2 separate regions of the Mus musculus genome follow, and region 1 is linked to region 2. The links are chromatin contacts, found by Hi-C or POLR2A ChIA-PET in ENCODE. All regions are on one chromosome and are shown on one strand. The core of a region is the stretch at or near the end of the contact, and the rest is flanking DNA. Distances in the headings are between cores, read along the strand shown.

Evidence for each region. A loop is a pair of places that touch in the nucleus more often than their neighbours do. ChIA-PET counts read pairs that join two places held with the same protein, here RNA polymerase II (POLR2A).
Region 1: a loop to region 2 is called in a map of v-Abl transformed pro-B cells, with 1.9 times the contacts of the local background. The contact joins the enhancer-like site here to the promoter of Gtf2a1 in region 2. A Hi-C loop is called at or near these places in 1 of 37 maps with a recorded cell type or tissue (v-Abl transformed pro-B cells). POLR2A ChIA-PET finds 5 or more read pairs at or near these places in 4 of 5 experiments (Patski and embryonic stem cell).

What each region holds. Positions count from the first base shown.
Region 1 is chr12:91,764,849-91,769,051 of GRCm38, reverse strand. All of the region lies in intron 1 of Ston2 (stonin 2), which reads left to right. Among named protein-coding and RNA genes, the nearest start is that of Gm34718, 10 kb to the right of the region's middle. Within about 2 kb of position 2,483, at least 2 of the 3 ENCODE cell types and tissues checked have a DNase peak (open chromatin) inside an H3K27ac peak, as active enhancers do.
Region 2 is chr12:91,587,370-91,591,950 of GRCm38, reverse strand. It overlaps Gtf2a1 (general transcription factor II A, 1), which reads left to right and starts at 2,302. Exons shown (of 9, transcript NM_031391.2): 1 at 2,302-2,416. The coding sequence starts at 2,387.

The sequences.
Region 1 (4,203 bases), core at 1,234-3,733, 180 kb before region 2:
GACACCTCTATCTGTGCCACCCAACACACTCAGTGTTTACATGCCCTGTTGTTGGGTTTTAAGTTCCTCATGCCTGAGCAGGCCTCGGGGTACAGTTCCAAAGAATCAGAGTCACTTAATGTCACACATTAGCCTCTAATCTGGGAGGCTTGGATGGTCTCAGCAGTGGTCACAGGATCAGGGACTTGGACCCTCTGTCATTTGGTTGCATTTTTCATGTGAACAGGATACAGCATGTGCACCTGTCAAGCTGGGCCCTGTGCAGAGGTGGGTCCTAGCTGTAAGAAAGCCAGGTTAGGAGAGTCATTTCAGTTATCGCATATGTGTCTGTACTTACAGGAGGAAAATTTACAGGTGGGAAAAGTATATTGCATGGCTGGAATATGGTGAGATGGTTAAAAAGCCTCTAGCCGGTCTGCTCAAATTTGAGTTGTGAGGTCTAATAAGTTATTTAACTTCTGTATGTCTCATTCATATTCCTTATCTTTGTAGAGGGATAATAATAGAACTGCTTAGACTTGCTATGAGCATAGCATAGGTTATTTAATTTAGAGTTGTAAAACACTTTGAGACTGATGTTCGGGAGATAAGGATTTATCCAAACAGCAGAGAAAATAAAATCTGAAGGTGAATGTTTCTGTGCAAGGGCTGGACAGTACCATGATAGGTGTGGCTCACATGGCTGCTTCCGTAAAGGTCTCCAGGTGAGTCACAGGTACACGCCGTCCTACCAAGTGCACTGGGGGTGCTATCCACTTTTAAAAAATCACAGGATGCATCCTCACAAACTGCCCTCTCATGAAATGAGCACGAGAGAAGCAGTGTAAGAGAAAAAGAGAAGCCAAGGACGGGTGATTTGCCTTGGGCTTCTGGGAAGAATGCTGCTCCCTCCTGCTCTCCACTTATGGGCGTTCGTGTGTGTGTGTGTGTGTGTGTGTGTGTGTGACTGTGAATGTATGTGTGTCTCTCTGTGTGTCTGTGTGTGCATGTGTGTGTGTCTGTCTCTGTGTGTTTGTGTGTCTCTGTGAGTGTATGTGTGTGTGCACAGGCCCACTTGCCCCCATACTCACATGCATGTGTGCACGTATGATCACCCATGTAGGCACGTGTGGAGACCAGAAGCGGGGATTAGAATTGCTTTCCCTTACTCTTTGAACTATTTTTATTAATTTCGTTGAGAACGTCATACAATTTATTTTGAACCTATTCACTCCCTCTCCACCCTCATCCCTTTGCACCCAACTGTGAGGACTCCTCCTCCTCCTCCTCCTCCTTGCCCCCATCAAGTCTTGTCTTGATGTCTGACTAGTCTTATCCACCTTATTTTGTGAGGCAGGGTCTCGAATTGAATCTGAAGTTTGCTATCTTAGGCAGAAAAGCTGGCTAGAGAACCTCCGGGCTCTCCCGGCCCTGCCCCTCAGCACTGGAGCCACAAGTGTGTGCTGCTCTGTCTTGGGTGTTTTATATCGATGCTGGGGACACAGATTACTTAGCCACTAAGCCATGTCCTCAGGCCCCCTATTCTGTCATCCTGAATGGAAAAGCATCTTGGACTTCAGGAGGGTGAGTCGTTCGTTGGCCAAGTTTGGATGCGGAGCTCGAAAGGCTGTTAGACATTGACATGAGCTGGTCACTGGGTGGAATCCATAGAGAATTTGAATCTGGAGGCATGTATATGAGGGTCTTAGGTTTGGTGATGGGACCTGGGGGGCGAATGAGAACGGCTCCTCACTCCCTGAGGCTCATGTGTTCGGATGCTTAGTTACCAGAGAGTGGAACTGTTTGGGAAGAATTCGGAGGTATGGCCGTGCTGGGGTAGGTGTGGCCTTGTTGGAGGAAGTATGTCACTGGGGGTGGGCTTTGAGGTTTCAAAAGCCCACACCAATCTCAGTCTCTCCCTCTTAGCCTGCTGCCTGTGGATACGGATGTAGCTCTCAGCTACTGCTCCAGTGCCATGCTTGCCTGCCTGCCACCACCGATCCTCCTGCTATGATGATAATAGACTGACATTCTGAAATTGTAAGGGAGCCCCAAGTTAAATGCTTTCTCCTATAAGTTGCCTTGGTCATGGTGTCTCTTCAGAGCATTAGCACCAGCACAGGACCTAATTCTGGGTGAAAGTGAAAGTAATCCAGTAGCGAGTTCTGTGTGTGAACCAGGGTCACCGGAGTTCTGGCTTTTAGAAGACTCAGTCCGGCTCTCCGACTCCACTTTGTTCTTTCCCTCCCCTTTACAATAGAAGAAACGGACTTCTTGGAGACTGGCATTGTCCTGCCTTGTTTATATCATTCTAACCATCTAGTGAGGGGGCTCACCCATAGTCTTGAAAAATCAGTGAACCAGCATCGGCTACCATTTGTTCTCCCAGCAGCCTCGTGTCCTTGGGGAAGTCACCCAGCCTCTAAGACTGAGTCTCTGTCCCTGTCAGCTGGTAACTGGTAGTAACAGCCTGTCCCTGAGGCAGGAGGGGGGAGGGCTCTGCGAGTGCTGCACTAATGCTCTGAAGTGGTTCCCTCAGCTGTGGCTGTCATCGCTTGTGTCGTGCCATCACATTAGAGAAAGGAACCCTGGCGGTTCACATGCCCTCAGAGCCCTTCCGCTTCTCCACAGACTGAGAACCACAGATGCAGGGCAAGGAGCTAATGCAATGCATTGCTCACACTTGTCACTTGTGACGTTCCTTGGTCACTGAAATGCTACATCCAGTGACCAAGCCTGGCCCGTGGTGCGGCTGTCGCTACACAAATCACAGAGGCAGAGACATTCAGAGAAAAATGCAGGCATTTAAAAAGGGGTTCAGGGGGTGGGTCATCTCTGTCTGTGACACTGACCTCATGCTTGCCCTAAGCCAAGCAGGAAGATCCTCCCTGCCCCCTAACATGCGAGCTCATCTTGTCTTCTGTTGTAAATTCAAATGGTGTGGTTGTTTGAAACCACTTTATTTTGATCTCTAAATAATATTCTGGATCTATTAAAGTTTTTTTTATTATTTGTGTGTGTGTGTGTGGGGGGGTACGCATAGACATGCTCCTCAGTCACCCTTCACCTTGTGGTGTCTGTCGTATTTGAGCCCAGAGCGTACCGATTTGGCTAGTCTAGCTGGCTTGTCCCTCACTGTCCCTATCCAACCCCCCACTCCACTACTTCTCCCTCCTCTGCTGGGTTGCAGGTGGGTTCCACACCCACGCGGCATCCATTGGCACAGGTGCTGGGGATCCAACCTCTGCCCCTTGCTCTTGCCCAGTGAGCTCATTGCCCGCTGAGCCGTCTCCCCAGCCTCTGAGACGTTCACAAGTGGCAACTGCGGCTCTCTAGTCCTGCCTCTCATTCTCCAAGTAGACTTCTGCTGGGTTTGCATTTGTGGTTTACCTGCTTTGAATTTGCGGCTTTTCTGTTTCGCAAGAGTTACTGTCAGTGAGTTGTCTACCCAGAGAAATACTATTCGCGGTGGCAGGACCAAGTATGTGCCATGGCGCGGTGTGCTCCTAAATCGATCCTGGAGTGTTTTGAGAAACAGTTTCCAGATGGATGTGGGTGATGTGAGGGCTGCAAAGAAAACATTAGAAACATCAAAGTAGGAAAGACCTTCCAGGGTGAAGTTTTTCTTTCTGTTTTTCCAGTTTGAGGAAGTGAAGAGGGTAGGCTTAAACGGTGGGAAATTTCCACCAACTTGGGAGAAGAAACAAGCAACAGACTTAATTCTTAGCCACTAAGGTGCTAGCACAGGGGTCACAAGGTCAGAGGATCCTGGCTCATTTGTCTGTGGTGACAGGCTCCTCTGCCCCCACTGGGAACGCCTCCCCTGGAACAATAGCCATGTCCCCAGGAAGTTGAAATGCATGCAAACAGTTATATAAATATAAATCACACTACTCTAGAGTTTAGAAGTATACTGTGGGTGTGCTTGTAGACATTTCCCAGATTATCTTTAGTGGGAAAATGTGTGTGTGTGTGTGTGTGTGTGTGTGTGTGTGTGTGAGTGTAAGTGTGTGTAAGAAAAATGGACAGGAATTTCAAAAATTACTCTTAAAGCAGGAATGAACCAGAGATGCAGGTGAGCAGTGGCCATTGAAACGGAGTCAGTTGCTCACATTTTATGATCTGAGAATTCTCTTATCTCATCGTCAGGACACTTCTAACAGACATGCCCTGAACATAACAGCTTTCAAAAAGGAAGGCATGGTGGTGCATTTTAGATCCCCC
Region 2 (4,581 bases), core at 1,053-3,552:
GCCTCCCAAGTGCTGGGATTAAAGGCGTGTGCCACCACGGCCGGCTTGCATGGAGTCTTAAAAAATCAGAGTGAGACTCACTGGGAATGGGCCTCCCGGTTTTTCATGATAACGGTAACCTTAATATTTAAAAAAAACCCAAAATGTTCAAAGTGTTGATTGGATCACAATTTCAAATACTTATGTCCTGTGAATTATTTTCTAGTGCTCCAGACCAGACACACCTTGCAGGGAACTGTTGAGCCACTATTTAGTGGCCAAATGTACTGTGGCACTTGCCTTTAATGCCAGCACTCAAAGAGCAGAGGAAGGTGGATCTCTGTGAGTTCAAGGCCAGCTAGGACTACAAGGATTCTGTGTAGTCCTGGAACTTGTAGACCCTGTCTCAAACAAACAAAAAAAGAGAAAAAGAAAAAAAAAAAAAAAGAAATTAAAGGAGAGAATGGAGCTAATGTTGAAGAAATCCTAGAGTCAAGTGTGGTGGCATGCCTTTGATCCCAGCACTGGGAAAGTAGAGGCAGGCAGTTCTCTGAGTTACAGGAAAGCCAGAGAAACCCTGAGGTGAAAAAAAAATTCTCTCAAGAGAAGGTTTATGTCCAGCTTCTTAGTATGCATGGTCCCAGTCTTCGCTAATCCCCTTCCCTGAGGTCATAGGAAACAATCTGTAGTCTTTCCATGCTCTTCTAGTCTTTGATATTTCACTTATCTGGCTTCACTGGCATAGAATGACATTGTCTGATTGCTTTTTGAACATAAAATGCCCACGTCCACATTACATTTTGTCCCCATATTCCTAGGACCAGGGAAAGTGGCAGTTGTTAAATTCTGCCTACCAAACAGGAATCTGTTCCGTAAAATATTGATACAAAGGCAGAATTTGCTTGCACGTCCCAGGTCAAACTCCCGATGAATTGCACTCCAAGATACCAACAGACTCTGCCTGATCTCTTGGGACAGGCCAGGCAAGTTGATGAGTCAACGGCATGGGTTTCAGATGTGGTTAGTCACTGTGTGCTGGCCAGTGTGCAAATCACAGCACTCTGGTAACATTAAAAACAGAGCAGTAATGTATGTCAGGGAGTCAAATATGTAGTAGTTGTATCCGAGTTCCTTTTCTTTTTTCGTCATTTCTACCACCCTAAGAAGTCATCTAAAGTACTTTTGAGTTGGTAGAGGCTGACTCTTTGGGGCATTTTAGCCAAACCACCTAATAGTTTAATTTTGTACAGACAAACGGCTGGAAACACCTACAGGCGTCCCTAATTCTGTAAAGTAGACAGAGGGAGAACAAAGCTTTCCTAGCCTTTGGACTTATACACAACTTCACGAGGTCTGTCCTTTGCAAGAGGCGCGAACTTCCTCCTCATCCGACCTAAGCTCACGAATCAAAAGATGACTCCGCATTTAAAAACTGTCCCAAGCCCCAGCGCGCGGGAGCCGGAAGCCGCGCCACGTGACCCGCCGTCCCTCCGCAGCCATCCTCCGGGGAAGCCTATCGCTTCGGCGGCTACTCCCACTCCTCCGCTCCACCGGAGCGGCTGCGCGTCCACCCGACGCAGCGCTAGGTACCCTTGATCGCTGGCTTCCCTCAATACCCCAGCCTCCTCCGGAGGACGCCTCCCGGTCCAACCGGTCGCCACCACCACCGCCACGGACCGCTTCCGCCAGGGTGCGGACCACGTGATCGCGCGAGCCATAGGGGGGTGGGGAAAAGGCCGCGGCGCGCGCCTTCTTTACTCCAGGCCCGCGGCCCCGCCCACCCGGCCACCCAGCCGGGGCGGGGGGGAGGGGGGGGAAAAGAAACCTGGCGACGCCCCGGGCGCGCGTGCGCACGCGGTTCTCGCGGTGTCTCGCGCTCGGCCCCGCCCCCCGCTGCCCCCGCCCTTTCCGCCCCTCCCTCCCTCCGCCCTGTCTCTCGGCGGCGGCGGCGGCGGCGGCTCGCGCAGCTCGTTGGCTCGCTATATAAAGGGGAGAAGCAGGCGGACCGGACGGCTGGAGCTGCAGCCGGTGGCGGCAGCGGTGGCGCGGGGAGCGGTGACCGGTGTTGGTTTCCCTCCTCGGCGCCGAGTGGGGAGCGGGTGACGCCCCCTAACCCCCTAAGGGGTCGTGGCTAATTTTTTCCCCCATTTTTTCTTTTTTCTTTAGGCGATTCTCGAGGTTTTTAGCTGCGGGAGGAGTGCCCCCCTCCTCCTGCTCTCCCGCCTCTTACTCCTTCTGGATCGGTTTTGTTGAGAGATTTTTTTTTTTTTGCCCCACTCTTGGCGGGTGACTTGGGTCACCCTCCGGGTCTCAGTTGTTTTTTTTTTTTTTTCTTTTTTTTTTTTTTTTTAAATTTTTTTTTCCTTTCTTTCTATCTCGTTCCCTCTTGTTTGTGTTGTGTGTGGAAATGGCGAACTCGGCAAACACAAACACCGTGGTAAGGACGTGGTGCGGTGGCCGGCGGGGGCTGCGAAGGTTCCGGCGGCAGGCAACGGCTGGCTGGGACGGACGGACGGACGGGCGGGCGGGCGGGGGCGGGCCCGGGCGAGGCGGCGCTCCCGACCGGGTCCCCTCCGCCCTCCACCGCCGCCGCTGCCCGCCGCGGGCCTGGCCGGGCGGGGGGGACGCCGAGGACTGGCGGGAGGAGGGCGGCGGGGGCCGGGAGCGCCGCGGGGCGGGCCACGCAGGCCGTTGGGGCCCTGGCTTGCCGACCCCGGGGCGCGGACGGGCGGGCGATGGCCCCACGCGGGGACCCGGACCCGGCCAGTCCCCGAGCGAGCGGCTGCGGGTCGAGCCCCGCGTCTGGGGAAGCCTCTCGGATACCGCCGAGGCCGGGCGTGCCTTCGGGGGCTCTCCGGAGGTGGTGCTTTGGGAGAGCCTCCTTTGGGGCCGATTTTACTAATCCTCCGAAAGGAAAGAAAGAAAGAAAAAAAAAAAGACAAAAAAATTATGAAGGTTGGAAAGCACTTATCTCGGTTCCTCCCCAGTGGGTAAAATGGCGAAGGGGAAGCAAAACCCCCGCGGTATCTTCGACTAGCCTAAGCACCAGAACAAACAAAGCCTACATGAATGGCCCAAGAGTCCCCGCTTTCGCCTCGAGATTTGCCTACTTCTTCCCGTTGCTCCCTTTTTTAAAAAGGAGCAAAAAAAAATTTTTTTTTGGTTACTTGCGATCACGTAGGTTTGCAAAAAGCAGTCACATAAAAATAACCTTTTAAAAGAGTCACCAACGCAATGTGATCACTAGGCCACCCCATCTCTTGATTTCTTTTTATGACAATAAAGCACAATATTTGTTTTTTTGTTTGTTTATTTTTAAAAAAAATTTTTTTTTTTCATTTTGCCCGGTCCCAAACGCCGCAGAGCAGCCTGCGGCTGCCCGACACTATACCGTTGGCGACTCGGGTCGATCCATCATGGCTGCGGCCGCTTACCCTGCTTTTCAGTGCCTGCGCCTTGTGGTCCTCCTCCCTTTGGCTGCCCTGTTTATATAGAGCCATTGCCGCTCTCTAATATAGACTCTGCCAGGATGGGAAGGTGCTTTTCAGGCCTACGTCACCGCCTCTCCATTTAAACACCAGATCCGGCTTTAAATAGTGAGAGCTGCTGAGCGCGGGGCTGGGAGGTGCGTGCTCCCGAGGCGAGAGGAGCCGGCGTGCGGAGCTCATTTTATTTCTAGGCTCCTTTCACGCCGAGATTTCGCTCCGGAGCCGGGAGGCTGTTGTCACGGACCCGAGTGTTTTGCTGTGGCCGCTAGAGTGTACTGCCTTTGTTTGTAGTGGGAAGTAGGCCAGAATTGCAGCCTCGTTTTGTTCTTTCTCCCTTCCCTTTATAAGAGTTTCATTTTAAATCGTTTTAGATCAGATAAAATGATTTCCTCCCCCCCACCCGCCCCCTTGGAGGAGATACGGTCAACATTCTCGGCTTAAAAAAAAAATGCGTTGTACATTAAATGTTTCCGGAGGAGGACTTGAGTTTGGTGGTGTGTTCTTAATACCCAAGGCATGAAGCTTTTCAAAGAAATAGTGACTGACTCTCCCCTGTGAGATCTGTGCTCACAATCTATTGCTTGATGTGTGTGTAGAGGCACAGCCTAAACTGAGCTTTAAGAATTAAAGATTAAGTGGTGGTTTTAATTTTACCAGTGGCTAGCATGGTATCTAGTATAAAAATCCACCTAGGTGACCTAATATTGTGCCTAAAAATTAGCATCTTCTAAAAGGAACCTTTATTAATCACTTGCTAATGCTACATGCAGTCTCTAATTCGCCAGTTTCAGAGTTTGGAATACTGTTTTAAAAGGACAGATCTAAATGACCTTGTATGCCATAAAGACAAAAGCCTGCTGCAGTGAAGTTTAGAATTTAGCATTTCCCTTTTTCCTTCAACAACGGCGCTTCTGAATGGGTTAAGTTGTAGGCTGGTTGCTGAATGATTAATTACATAGTAGCAGAGAAGGGCATTGCCTGCTTCAAGTGTTGGACTCTCCAAGGAAAGGGTTTTAGGGTAACTGATTTCAGAAACATTAAAACATCTGGTTTGCTGGAAATTGATCCTACTAATTTAAAATTACATGGCCAGTATAGAGTTTAGTGGTGTAGC